Linked DNA regions of Mus musculus: region 2 is linked to region 1. A link is a loop called in an ENCODE intact Hi-C map of the cell type or tissue named here. Cell type or tissue: heart. All regions are shown on one strand. Links, peaks and the distances in the headings refer to the core of each region. The heading gives the core; the rest is flanking DNA.

Region 1 (6,259 bases), core at 2,202-4,701:
CACACAATCTCCCTAGAAAGACAAGCACATTAATGGAGTACCACGGGCAAATGCTTTGAGCTGTTGGAAAGAGTTAATAGTTAATGGACATTGACTCAGCGTTAGAGTAGCCGTTCTTCCTCTGGGGGAGGAGCAGGAGAACACTGGGCTTGCTCAAGAAGAACAAAGTGATTTCACAAGTTGCCATTCCCCTGCCCTCCTCTAACTCTGCACAGCTTGCCACAGCAGGCATCACTAATACATGGACCAGAGTCCTCAGCTCCCGATTCTAGATACCTCTTAACAGCACTCTTGCGGTCTTGGTCTTCCGTGCAGCACAGCAGACCATAGTTTGTGCTCTGCATGCTTGGTGATGTTTAGCACATCTGTCATCTCCCCCACCTCGATCTATTTTATGTAATTGACTTATACCAACTTTTTTTCGTTTGCATTAAGATCGGGCCCTTTTGTGAGAGCAGTGTCCATAAAGTAGTAGGTTTAATTTAGCGACTGTATGATTCTGAACACTGGTTCTAGGGAAGCACACGTAATGATGTAATGTGTGGTGGTCTAGGAACCCCTCAAGGTAATGTTGGCAGGTTTTCTAAACTTGCTGTGTGGTGGGCATGGCAGCAGAACATAGCTTTGGAGATTGAAGGGTCTTGGCTGGACCCCTGGAAGACTCTGCACCGGCTTTCCGTCCTCGGGTAACTGATGTGTAATCTCTTTGAATTCCATAAAATGGAAGTATCAGGACTTTCTTTGCAGTACCATTTTTTAATTATTATGATTAATTCTTTGAAATGTTGCAGAATACACTTTGGTTATATGTATTCCTTTTTCTCCCCTATCTTCCCACCTCACTTTGTGTCTTGAAAAAACAAAAAACAAAAACAAACAAAAAATCCTGAAACCAATTTGTGTTGCCCAAATACTCTTAAGTGTGGGCCATCTGATGGAATGTGGTTGATTTACCAAGGACCCCCGTACTTAAATACCTTCTTCTTGCCAGTGGGCTAGGGGAGGGACCTCATGACCACCTCCCACCTCCATACTGGTTATGGCTTAATTATGACTTAGTTCTGCACAGGTCTCGTGCATGATGTCACAACATAGTTGTAACCTACCACCTCTGGCTCTTAGAATCTTTCCATCCCCTTTCTTCAATGGGCCCTGAGCCTTGGGAGGAAAGGGTGTGATGTGGATATCTCATTTAGGGCTACACACTTCCCAGTCTCCTATTCTCTATGTTGACCAGTTGTGTACCTCCTTTAGCCACCATCCACTGGGGGGGGGGGGGGGATGCAGACTCACAGGATTCTAACTCAGTATTGCTTCTCCACTGGAGACAATCTCAACTTTGAGAAAGTACACATAATTTCCCTAGAAAGACAAGCATATTAATGGAATATCGTGAGCAATCTTGAAGGTCAAAGTTAATGTACTGTAATAATACAGACACAGCACCTAGCAGCTTTTGGGCATAGTAGATGCTTAATAAATGGCCACTAGTGGAGATCTCTGCATGTTGATAAGATTGGGGCTGGTATCATCACTTGTAAGCCTGTCTGAAAGTCCCTTCCCTTCCCCTTGCACCCCAGCTGGACCCTGTCTGTCCTGATGCCTGTAAACATTGCTGAGAAACTGCAAATGATGTTCTTTGAGGGTAGATTTTTCTACCCCCCACTAGCCAGAGAGAGCCTTCCAGAATTTCTCCTCCACTGTTTCTCAGAGGGATATAGTGTTATTGTCAGGGAATTGTGTTCAGTAACAGGATTCCTTCATAATTAGGGAACATGTTCATTTTGGTGATACTATTTCCCCAGGGACTCTGGGTATCTTAATTGCATGAATGGGTTTTCTTTCCTGTTTTGTGTCTGCTATTATTTCTCATGTTTTTCTTCTTATAGGGGATGGGATAAATGAAGCACACCTATGAGCAAGGTCTCTGATTTAAGGACCAGAGCATAAAACACACAGCACTTCACCATCCCCGGTGACCAGCAGATTGCCCGGGAGGCTCCATCTCGGTTTCTCCCTAGACAGACTAACACACTTATTCCATCAGTTGATTTTGTTGATTCTAAGCCACACAAGGCACTAGAAAAGCTGTATTTTGTGGTCATCCCAGTTTGCCTATGAAAAGCAGATGACACAGTTGTATGGCACTGACTTCTCTCACGAGGGTTAGTTTGAAAGCCGTCTGTGTTTATTTACTTTAAGGGAGAAAGTGGTGAAGGAAACAGCAAGCTGGGTGTGTTGTGAAGGCTTCAGGCTCTGTGCAGCTCCTTCCTGTGACTTCCTCGGGACAGAGAAGGGAAGACACTGGCCCGCCATCGTAGGTGGCTTGCTCCCTACACTGAATGGACTCTCCCTTACTTCTTTCTCCCAAGCTTCCCCCCCCCCCCCAATCCACTCTTTGGGTCCAGACCAGTTGTCCTCAGGATGGGAGAAAAATATTGGGGCCTCGCTGACAGCCCTGGGGACAGATCTGGGTCCTAAGCAGATGGTTTCTGCCAGGGGAGGGGAGGGAAATTCCTGATACAAAAACAAGATAACTGAGAGAGAAAGAGAGAGAGAGGCAAGAGCCAAAATCATGCCCGGAATGTAGGGAATTCACAGGGATGAGAAAGAAGATGCAAACAATGTACAGAGTGTGAGGGGGCCGGCTCCCATCTCCACCTCTGCTTTATTCTCTCCGAACAAGCAACCTGTCTCTTCCAAATGGACAGTGGCAAGCCCTCAGGCACTCCTGGCCACCTTATTTCTGACTGGCCGTGAACTTACGGGATCATGCTGCCTGTGTGTGAGAACATGTGTACGCGGTGCAATTAAAAAGGAAGTCAGAAGACGGAACAAATCAATGGCTACCGATTCATAATAAGTTCCTTTCTATATATTTATTTATTTTCCTTTTAGCCACTAAAGGAGCAACAGCAAACTTGCAGCGAGCAGTTGTTGCCAGAGGGTGAATCATGGCTATATTGATTTGATTATGTAAAAGCTCAGAGGAACCTCAAGCCAGATACAGAAATATCTCATAGCCCTGAACCCTACGGGACACACACTAGTAAAAAAGCAATCTTTATATTGTTCCTGATAAAAGCATCATTAGTTTCCTCATAGTGAAACCATTTCTCTGCTGATACAGTATATGGTTTTCTTTTCCTCTAGAATCCACTCAGACATAATTAACACTCAGTTACTAGACTTGAGGCTCCCAGGAGTGCCCTGCTAAAGTTAGGGAGGGGTTAAGAGTTAGAGATGGTCAGGAAGAAAGACTGAGACAGGGTGGTAACAGAGGGAGAAAGGAAGGGGCTGAGAGGAGATGAGGGAGGAGAAAGAGGGAGGTCGAGGCAGGTGGGGGGAAAGTATGGAATTTCCCCTTTTCTGTGGTTTTGAGCATCCCCCTGCCTGGCTTGCACAGCTGTAAGCGCCGGCGCGGTGGCGCCCTCTGCTGGGCGAGTTTATCCTCCCAGCTTTGGAGCCCCACAGCCGGGAAAGCCCCATTCTGCACAACACTCTTCCATACTTAGGTGCTTTGCTTCCTTAAGAATAACACTTCAGACATCACCTTCCAGGGAGGCGTCTTGAATGGTGCCTCTGCAGACAGACAAAAGCTGACGACACATGCGCTGTCTGCTACAGCTGCAGGAGCAGCAGCAAAGCTCCATTGCCTTTAAAGATGGGGGTAAAACGCCTGACTGAAGCATTCCTGGAAATAACAGGGTGGAGTTTGCTGGGTCCAGACATTTTAAGGGTTGAGGAAATGGAAGTTGGGAGCAACAAAGACTCCTGCTTTTAGGGCTTCAGGTCCTGCCTAAGGGACGTCTTGGCCACCTGTGGCCTAGAGAACCCACATAGCAGAGAACTCTGATCTCAGCCTGGGCTTCAGTTTTGTCAAGAGAATAGAAACGCCCAGCGTGCTGACCAGCCTGTGCACTGCTAAACAAATAATGACCCTCTCTGAAAAGGAAAATTGTTGATTTAAAAGTCTTAGATTGGAGGGTTTGAATGTACACAGCAGGAAGAAACCAGGTCCCACTGGAAGTTTACGCTAGCATCCTCTGTTTATGTTAGAAAGCCTATGGCAATACACACATATACACAGTGGCCACGAAAGCATAAATAAACAAAGGAACACTTTTCACACATAGGGACACAACCAGAACCACATGGTTACAAACTTTCAAACTCCAGCATGTCTTAACACAATCTCAGAGCGGTGGCAGCTTGCTCCTTAGCCCTGTCCTCAAGTCTTTTCCTCTGTTTAAACAAAGCTGGTGCATGAGGGTGGGAGTGGGGGAGCATGAAGTGGAAAATCCCCAGATTATCTAGGACCCCACTGTTCAACACTGGGGGCTCAGCCCGATGCCGCTTCCCAGACAGCAGAGTCCCCGTGCTCTCGGAGACACCTGTCTGTTGAAGACTTTACCCAGATCACAGGGGATTAAAGAGAGGAAAAAAAAAACTTCTCAGAGAACTTAAGATGCACACCACAGAAGACTGGTGAGCTTAGTGGCCAGTAGGATATGGGTTCTGAGTCACCTCAACGCATTTGGTAGTAGTGTGCCTTCATCTCACCGTCTGCAAACAAACGATAATGGCAGAAGTCCCTGCCTTACAGCCCTTACACTCATAAAGTGGGCAGATGGTTCAGATTCCTTCAGAGTGGTATTCGGCATATGGTAACCACCACGTGAAGAGTTTTGTCAAGTAAACATACACAGTTCTCACTAATAATCCTGAGACCCTCTTCTATAGCCCCATGAGGTAAGAAGAGACAGTGAGACCCGGTCCCTCCTCTTGGAGTCTTAGGAGTCTCTTCCCGTCTCTCGGTAGCAACGGTTTATTGGATGCTATACTAATATGATACTTGACCTTTGGAAAATCAGCTTGGATAGCAGGCTTCACCTGCAAAGCCCTTACACAATTTCAAAGATCTTATTTAGTATACATTATTTTTTAAAGTCAAATAGAGGAAAAGTTTTATTCTCATTTGAGAGAGCAATTTGAACCTATTTATTTTTACTTCCTTTTTTAAAAAAGAAAAAATGTCAAACTCTTAATCAGTATTAGATTGTGTGGTAGTCTGAATAGGTTTGGCTCCCATAGATTCGTGTGTTTAATTATGCTTGGCCACAGGCAATGGCACTATTAAGAGGTGTGGCCTCGTTGGACCGAAGTGTGTCACTGCTGAGATGGGCTTTGAGACTTCCTCAGCTCAGGCTCTGTCCAGAGCTAATGATGACAGTCTCCTTGCATCTGCCTTCAGATCATGATGTAGAATTTTCATCTCCATTGCCTTTGAAGTTCTGGGTAAACCAGCTGACTGAAGCACTCCTGGAAGCAACAAGGTGGAGTTTGCTGGGTCCAGACATTTTAAGGGTTGAAGAAACAGAAGTTTGGAATGGCAAAGACTCCTGCTTTTAGGGCTTCACGGTTCCTGCCTAAGGGACATCCTGCATTCTATCGTGGGTCAGATTTCTATGAAACAGTAGCAGTGAATAGAGCAAGAGAAAGAACAGAGCAGAGAACAGACTGTGGACAACTTCCTGTAAGCCTTGGTATTGGAGGGGCAGGATAGCTCCTGTCATCTCTCATTAGGGTGGGCTACCTTCTCCCTCCAGGAAATTCCATCACAGAGATGGCTCGGTCTCCTGGATGGTTGCAATGGGCATTGTCTGGTATTCCCTATGGCTACTAAGTTGACCTAGAGTTGTTTGTGACTATCTCCAGTGCATAGGGCAAAGGAGACGGCTCAACCCAGGGATCTGCTCACATCTGGACTCTGCTCTGAATTCAGACTTTGGAAAACTCATAGACTGTCTCAAAACCTTGATTCTCTTCATTCATGAAGGGAATGGTAGCTTTGATGTTGCTTTTAGGGATGAAACAACATGATAGGTGAAGAATTTCCCAGGCTATAGATCTGTGCAGCTGTAGATGTGTCAGGGTTCTGTTCTGCTTTGTTTTGCCCACAGCTCACACAGATGCCCGTTTCAGATGTGCTCAGTAAACCTTCACTGCCACAGAGAATGTCATTTGTAAGGGTCTATAAAGATCAGAAAAGAATTACTGCAGGTGTATACTTGGGAAAAAACCTTTTAACTTACGAAGTTTTAGACAGCAATGGAAAGGGATTTGAAGGGAGGAAGCCAGTCCTTCAGATGGGTCAAAGATGAGGTCAGGTCTTAGCTTTTGTCGACTTGAGAAAGACAAGTGGAGGGTGTGGCTTAACTATAAGACCTCCTCTGGAGGTAGGAAGATGCCACCTCTT
Region 2 (6,259 bases), core at 1,677-4,176, 49 kb after region 1:
GGACATCCAGAGGTGTGACAGGCAGAGCTGGCTCTGAATCCTTCCAGATGCACTGTGGTCTCTTCAGAAGGAAAACTTAAGGCTCACAGCTGCATTGCTACAAGCGTGGGGATGAAGCCGCCGAGGGCCTCCACATATTTTCCTTGGCTCCTGCACAAGCCGTTGACATCATTTCAGACTGCACCATTCAGCCACTGCTGTTTAGAACTTGTGGCCGAGTGGGGCTACGTTCCAGAATCTGGGGAAGGTTCTGATTGCAAATTGGGTGGTGGTGGTGGTGATGGTGGTGGTGTGGAGGTGGTCCCACCAAGTTTGTAAAAACAAACAAAGATTCACTGAACCGTGCCCTTCCTCCACTGGGATGACGAGCGAGGTGAACTCTGCCCGCTGCCAGCCCACTCCTGTAATGCACAGGGATCTAGGCTGGAGCAGCAGAGCCTTTGTTCTGGTTCTAAGAAAGGGAGAAGTGACAAATAACTGCTGTGGGTATGAAAACCAGAGGTTCCAGTAGCAAATTCTGTCACATCCTCCCAAATACCACTTGGGCCTGGGCCACTCTGGGCCCATCTACCTTTCCCTGCAAATTCCACATTTCAGGAAAACCCTGTTAACAGTTCCCAGAGGCCCCAGAAAAGGAAATGGCAAGAGTCAGATGTGTAAATATTAGGAAACTGGGCATGTAGGTGGGTGGGTGCGTGCTGTGTGAGAGGATTAATGGCGTCAGGCGCCAGCCAGCTCCTCTACATGGGACTCCTGTGAGGGAGAGTCTCTTAGAGTCAAGTTCTCACAGCTCCACAAAGCCCTCCATTCTGGACCCAAGTACAGCTGGGAAGAATTTCAAAAGTGCAGGCGAGCTTAAGGAAGATTAGGGAGAGCCAGAGGAGAGTGCCTCTGATTTCCGCGGACGATGTCACTGTGGTGTCCAGGATGTGAGACTCCCTGTCTCCCACCAGGGACAAGGGGGCTTACTGTGACTTCCCAGCCTCTAAGGCTGCCAGGGCTGACTCGGAATCCCAGAAGAGTCGCTGTACTTCCACAGCTTCCACTGATGACTTCTGTGGGTCAGAAATGAAGCACGGTCTTCTTTCCCCTGCCTCTCACAGTACAACTGCCAATGTCTGTGGTGTAAATACTCCCGTTGGGGCCAATTTTAGGTTGCCAAAATATTTGGGGACAATTTTTCATCATTCACTTAGAGTTCTTCACATCTTGCGAGCAGAGGGACTGACAGCTACTATTCTGGATTGGTTTTCAAAGTCCCTCTCCACCCCCAGCCCACATTTAAGGCAGAAAATATAGACCCCAGGTCTCCAGAAGGTGGCAAGTATACACACTAGGAGAAATTGCTCCTTGTGCAGGACTACCCCAGGAGAGCTGTTGATCAAATCCCCTTCATTAACTCTGTGTGAAAGAGAAATACGCCTTCCTCACCATGAGACAATGAGACTTAGGTTTGCTGGTGCTTGCTGGTATTGCTTACCCTGGCTAATACAGGTAGCCACCACAATTCTCTGCACTTAGAGATAAGGAAGTTGAGGTTTGCAGGCTCATGGATTAGGTAAGATTGCTGGTAAATGGAAGAGCCAAAATCTATATCCAGTTCCATCCTTCTCCAAAGCCTGTCTGTAAGCTTTGATGGCTTCCCATGACAGAGGCCAGGGTAGCAAGGGGTCTGAGGGCTGCTGGTTTCCCAGGAAGGGAAACCGATCTCCCTGCCAAAGAAGGCCTGTTCTGTGGTGTGTACCACATTCTCAGGGTAGTCTGGGCTGAAATCTGTCCATCTGCTGCTCCCTGGGAGATGGCTTCATTGTGTACAAGCTGCTACTGTTCAGGGCAGAGCAGGGATTCTCTGAAGAACTCTATCCTGACAATGACTATGCACCCAGGACAGCTGGGGGACTAAGCCAGGTCCTATGACAATGAAACACTCACCACAAGGGGACTGTGTGTTTGTGACAATTTGGTAGCCACTCATCACTGGGAAACTGCTGTAGCCACATCCCTAGTCAGCTGGGAACCGCCAGGGTGCACAGCCAGGAGGGGTCGCCAGGAAGCAGCCGCCCAGCTTTGACTTCCCTGAAGGTCCCAGGTAGCTTACATAAATCACCTTTTAAGCATCTCTGCTGCACCTGCTGCAGACATACAGCTGCAGTTACAACTGCTTGCATGACTGTCTTAGAGACTGACACAGGATTTGTGTTCTGATTTCTGGATGTGTTTTTAAAGGAAAACTCCGACAAAAGTATTTGAACAAGGCCACGTTTGGTTTGACATTTAATGAATCACCCGTGTTGAAAAGGGAGAAAGTACATGGATTCGGGAATGCCTTGGAAAACACCAACCATGGAAACACTGCAGGGTGATAAAAGGAAGCTCGGGAGGTGGAAGGGATGTCTGTCCTATTAGATGCTGCCTGTCCTGGCACTGAAGGAGGGAAATGTTCAGGAGGCAGCTCTGAAGTGTCTGACTTCACCGGCGAGGTTCTCTGAGCTGTTACTGTAATCCACACCACTTTTCTGGAAAAGAACCCAATGAGGTTAGGGCAGGTGAGGGTGCTCATGTTTAAAATCCTAGCATTCAAAAGGCTGGGGCAGGAGGTTGGTGAGTTTGAGGCCAGCCTACATAGGAAAATCCTCATGTGGGTGTGTTTGTGTGTGTGTGTGTGTGTGTGTGTGAGCGCACATGTATATGTGTATATATATATATATATATATATATATATATATATATATATATGGAGAGAGAGAGAGAGATACAAAGTACAAAAGAGAAAGATTATCCTCCACACGAGCACACTAGATCAGGATTGTGTAGAAAATGCCTGATGAATTCTTCCCCAGAATGTTTGTGAGACAGGCTCACTGCTCAGTCATGGGTCTAGATGACCACCCTCTGAGCCTGTGCTCTGTGTCTCTCATCCTGACCTTCTAGAGGAACAGAGCCTTGGCTTTGCCTCTGGTCCTCTTGGCATGGGTATTCCTCCCCACCACCCACCTGGTAGGTCACTGCTGTTCACAGCTACTTCCAGGCTCCCAGAGGTTCTGACGCAGACTGGAGAGCTCAGCCGAGGTGTGACTAGATGGACATAAAATAAGTAGCTATGAGGCTGAGAGCCTGACTGCTGAGCTCTGGAAAATACAGGCTTCACAGACCATTTCTCTCTCTCTCTGGGTCCTGCCCAGCTCCTCCCAAGCCTTGGCACTCCACCATCCAAGAGGAGGAACAGTAACTAATAATAGACACCATTTCCAATAATAACACAGGACTCCCATCCCACTATAGAGTCCGAGGGATTAAAATACTCCGAATGAAAGAAACTGCTTGTTTCATGACTCGACCTTTGGCAAGCATGGCTACTGATCCCCAGCCGTCCCTAGACTGGCCTGTACAGGTCGAGACAGGGAAATTGCAGTCTTTGCTTCCCTTACAGGGCCCCTCCCCTGTGCATCCCACCACCTTACTTCCCTCCCTCAGCTGCCTTGCCACCACTCTGTTCCAAACCTGCATCTGAGCTTGCTTTTCTTGTCTCGAAACCATTCTGTCATGCCCAGCCCCAAACCTTGGGCCATCTGAGCCCCAGGCTAGCTATGAATGGTAAATTTACTTAAAAGGTTATTAGGGGTTTTATGATTTTTTTTGTAACTCAGTTGTGCTATTCTTGAATATGACCTTTGTAGATGACAATGTCACGTTTATTGCAATGCCAAGGGTTGGCTGTGCCTTTAGGCAATGAGATCTAAATTCCTGGCTCAATTGGTAAGGTGTTTGCCATGCAAGCATGAGAACACAAGTTCATTCCACAGCACCCATACGAGAAAGCCGGGAACAGTGGCAAGCCCTAACAGTCTCAGAACTAGGGACGTAGAAACAGGTAGATTCCCTGGGGCTTATGGCCCAGCCATCCTAGCCAATGTGGCAAGCTCTTTGCCATTAACAGACTAGCTACAAGAAGTGAAGCTGCCCCTCAAGAACAACATCTGAGGCTCCTCTGGCTGCCACACCCATGCAGGTGTGTGTGTGTGTATGTGTGCCTGCACATGTGCGCAAATGTGCCACACTGGTGATGGCTAATCTCCATTGTCAGCCTGACTACACCTGGAATTAACTAAAATTGCAAGTCCCTGAGCACACGTGTGAGGGGTTTTTAGTTAATAGGATCATTTGAGATAGGAAGACTTGCCCTTAATCTGGACTATACCTCCTCCTGGTAGCCTATGGAAAGGACAAGCTTAAAAGAAACTTTTGTTCTTTGCCTATTTGCTCTTATTCTTGGTTTGATGGCATTAGAGCCATTCTTTGGGGTTCTGACATATCCTGAAAAAGAGCTGAGACACCCAGCCTCGTGAACCAAACAACCACCGGATTTTTTGGTAGACAGCCATAGTTAGACTAGCTGGACCATAGCCTGTAAGCCACTCTAATAAGTCACATATAAGTATATTCTCTCAGTTCTGTTCTCTAGAAAATCGTAGTAGTACACGCACATACCAATATCAGGAAATCTACATACATCTAAGTGCCTAGGTATCAAATGTAAAAGTTGGTAAATTTTGACATACACATAACAATCTAACCACATCTTCACGATTTCCTTATCTCCCAGAGTTCCCTACGACCGGTGGATGCTCCCTTCAGCCATAAGCAACCACTAGCCTCATTTCTATCATCGTGGAGAAATCTGTCCAACTTTGAGTTTATTTAAAGGAATCATACAATCTTGCTGTCTGTCTCCTCCATAAAACCTAATGGGCTTGGATTTTTGTTTGTTTATGCAGGTTTTCACATATGTGGGTAGTTTGCTCTTTTTCTTTGATAAATAGCATCCCATAGTGTGACTATGCAGGGATGATTTCAGTTGCTGGATTCTTGATCTGTTTGCAGTCTTAGTGATGCTGTTGGGAACAATCTAGCCCAGGTATTTATGTGAGTAAGTAATACATGGGAGGAAGTAGACATGCTGGAACATAGGACAGGTGTGGAACTTTAAGAAATCCTCAAACTATTTTCCAGACCAGGTTTGCCACCTGACACCTCGTCCACGGTGTAGGAAATTGGGTACATTACGTTCCTGTGACTCTGTCTGCCTTCACTGTTTCCATGCATAAAAGTCCCCTGACTGCTACCTGACTCATCTCCTAAGCCACCTCTCCTAAGCCATGTAACGTCTGAAACAAATCAGCTAAAAATAGTCCATACCTCAAACTCACCTAAAGTTCCTTCTCACTCGCAGTGTCTGAAGTAGCTTAGTGTTGGCAGGACATTGGGAGAAGTAATTCAACATGGTCTTGTAGAGAATCAGCTATGGGCAGCTCTGCCATGTCCAAGTGAGGCAGCTGATGGAGGGGAACAGGGAGTGGAAGGAAGGCACCCTTCACTGTAAGAATGGCCCAGAGGTGGCCATCCCATCAGCCAACATTTCATGATGGGAACCAATTGTAGCTTACAGGGAGCCAAGCAAAGCTGAGTGGTTGAGTGGCCAGCTGGACAGCTGCATGCCAGCCATCAGACACAGGATGCGAAGGGAGTACCAGTCTTCTGGGTGGGTGATCCCCACCCCCTCAAGAGTTACCATCATTTCCTTCTACCCTGGCAACTGCTCCATTGGCACAAAGTTTGCATCTGCAGGTCATGTGAAATGAATTGCTCTTTCCACCATACCTCCATCTTGTTTGTGGTTCCCCTTCACCACATAGGACAGTTACGTGCAGAGGGAACTTTCTTCCTTCCATTCCTCACTATTTGGCTGAGGATTTTCAAGGTGGGCTGAACCCCGAATGCTGTGTGGAGAGGAAGCCTCTCTTGTCTCTCTGCTGAGATCTGGGCCCTGGTAAGTCAGATATCACACTCCATCTAACACTGTGCAAACCAAAGCAGCTCAACTCAGAGAGGGACACAGCTGTGCAAACTTGTTGGCATGGTAAGGTACAAAGTCAACTAACCATATGCTTTGAGTACTGTGCCTAGACACTAGCTTCACTTTGTCGCATAGAGACAGCCAAGGTGAGTTAGCACAGAACCTCAATTGTATACATCAATGTGTTCTCCACACTGTGTTTTAAGACCCACAGGGCTGGGGCCCTGCAGTACTCTGACACATCATGTGTTGTAAACACTTCATTAGTGTTCATGGGTGAATGAATAATGACTTCTCCTTGCTAGGGGTTTCTTTTGCTGTGATGAAACACCATGACCAAAAGCCAGTTGCAAAGCAAAGGGTTTATTTGGCTTATACTTCCACATCACTGTTCATCACTGAAGG

Evidence for each region. A loop is a pair of places that touch in the nucleus more often than their neighbours do. Peaks named below come from ENCODE experiments on the same cell type or tissue, not always from the same donor. Only the 100,000 strongest peaks of a DNase experiment are listed, where the experiment ranks them.
Region 2: it touches region 1 in a loop (4-fold over the local background); 2 of 42 quality-filtered maps call a loop at or near these places.

Annotation. Positions count from the first base shown.
Region 1 is chr4:84,062,001-84,068,259 of GRCm38, reverse strand. No RefSeq gene overlaps it. Among named protein-coding and RNA genes, the nearest start is that of Gm33410, 7.3 kb to the left of the region's middle. In heart, for the core only: a CTCF peak has its summit at 3,445 (motif pointing left); a DNase peak (open chromatin) is centred at 3,429; H3K27me3 peaks cover 780 bases.
Region 2 is chr4:84,012,867-84,019,125 of GRCm38, reverse strand. No RefSeq gene overlaps it. Among named protein-coding and RNA genes, the nearest start is that of 6030471H07Rik, 29 kb to the left of the region's middle. In heart, for the core only: no CTCF peak of the experiment used is centred there; a DNase peak (open chromatin) is centred at 3,135; H3K27ac peaks cover 232 bases.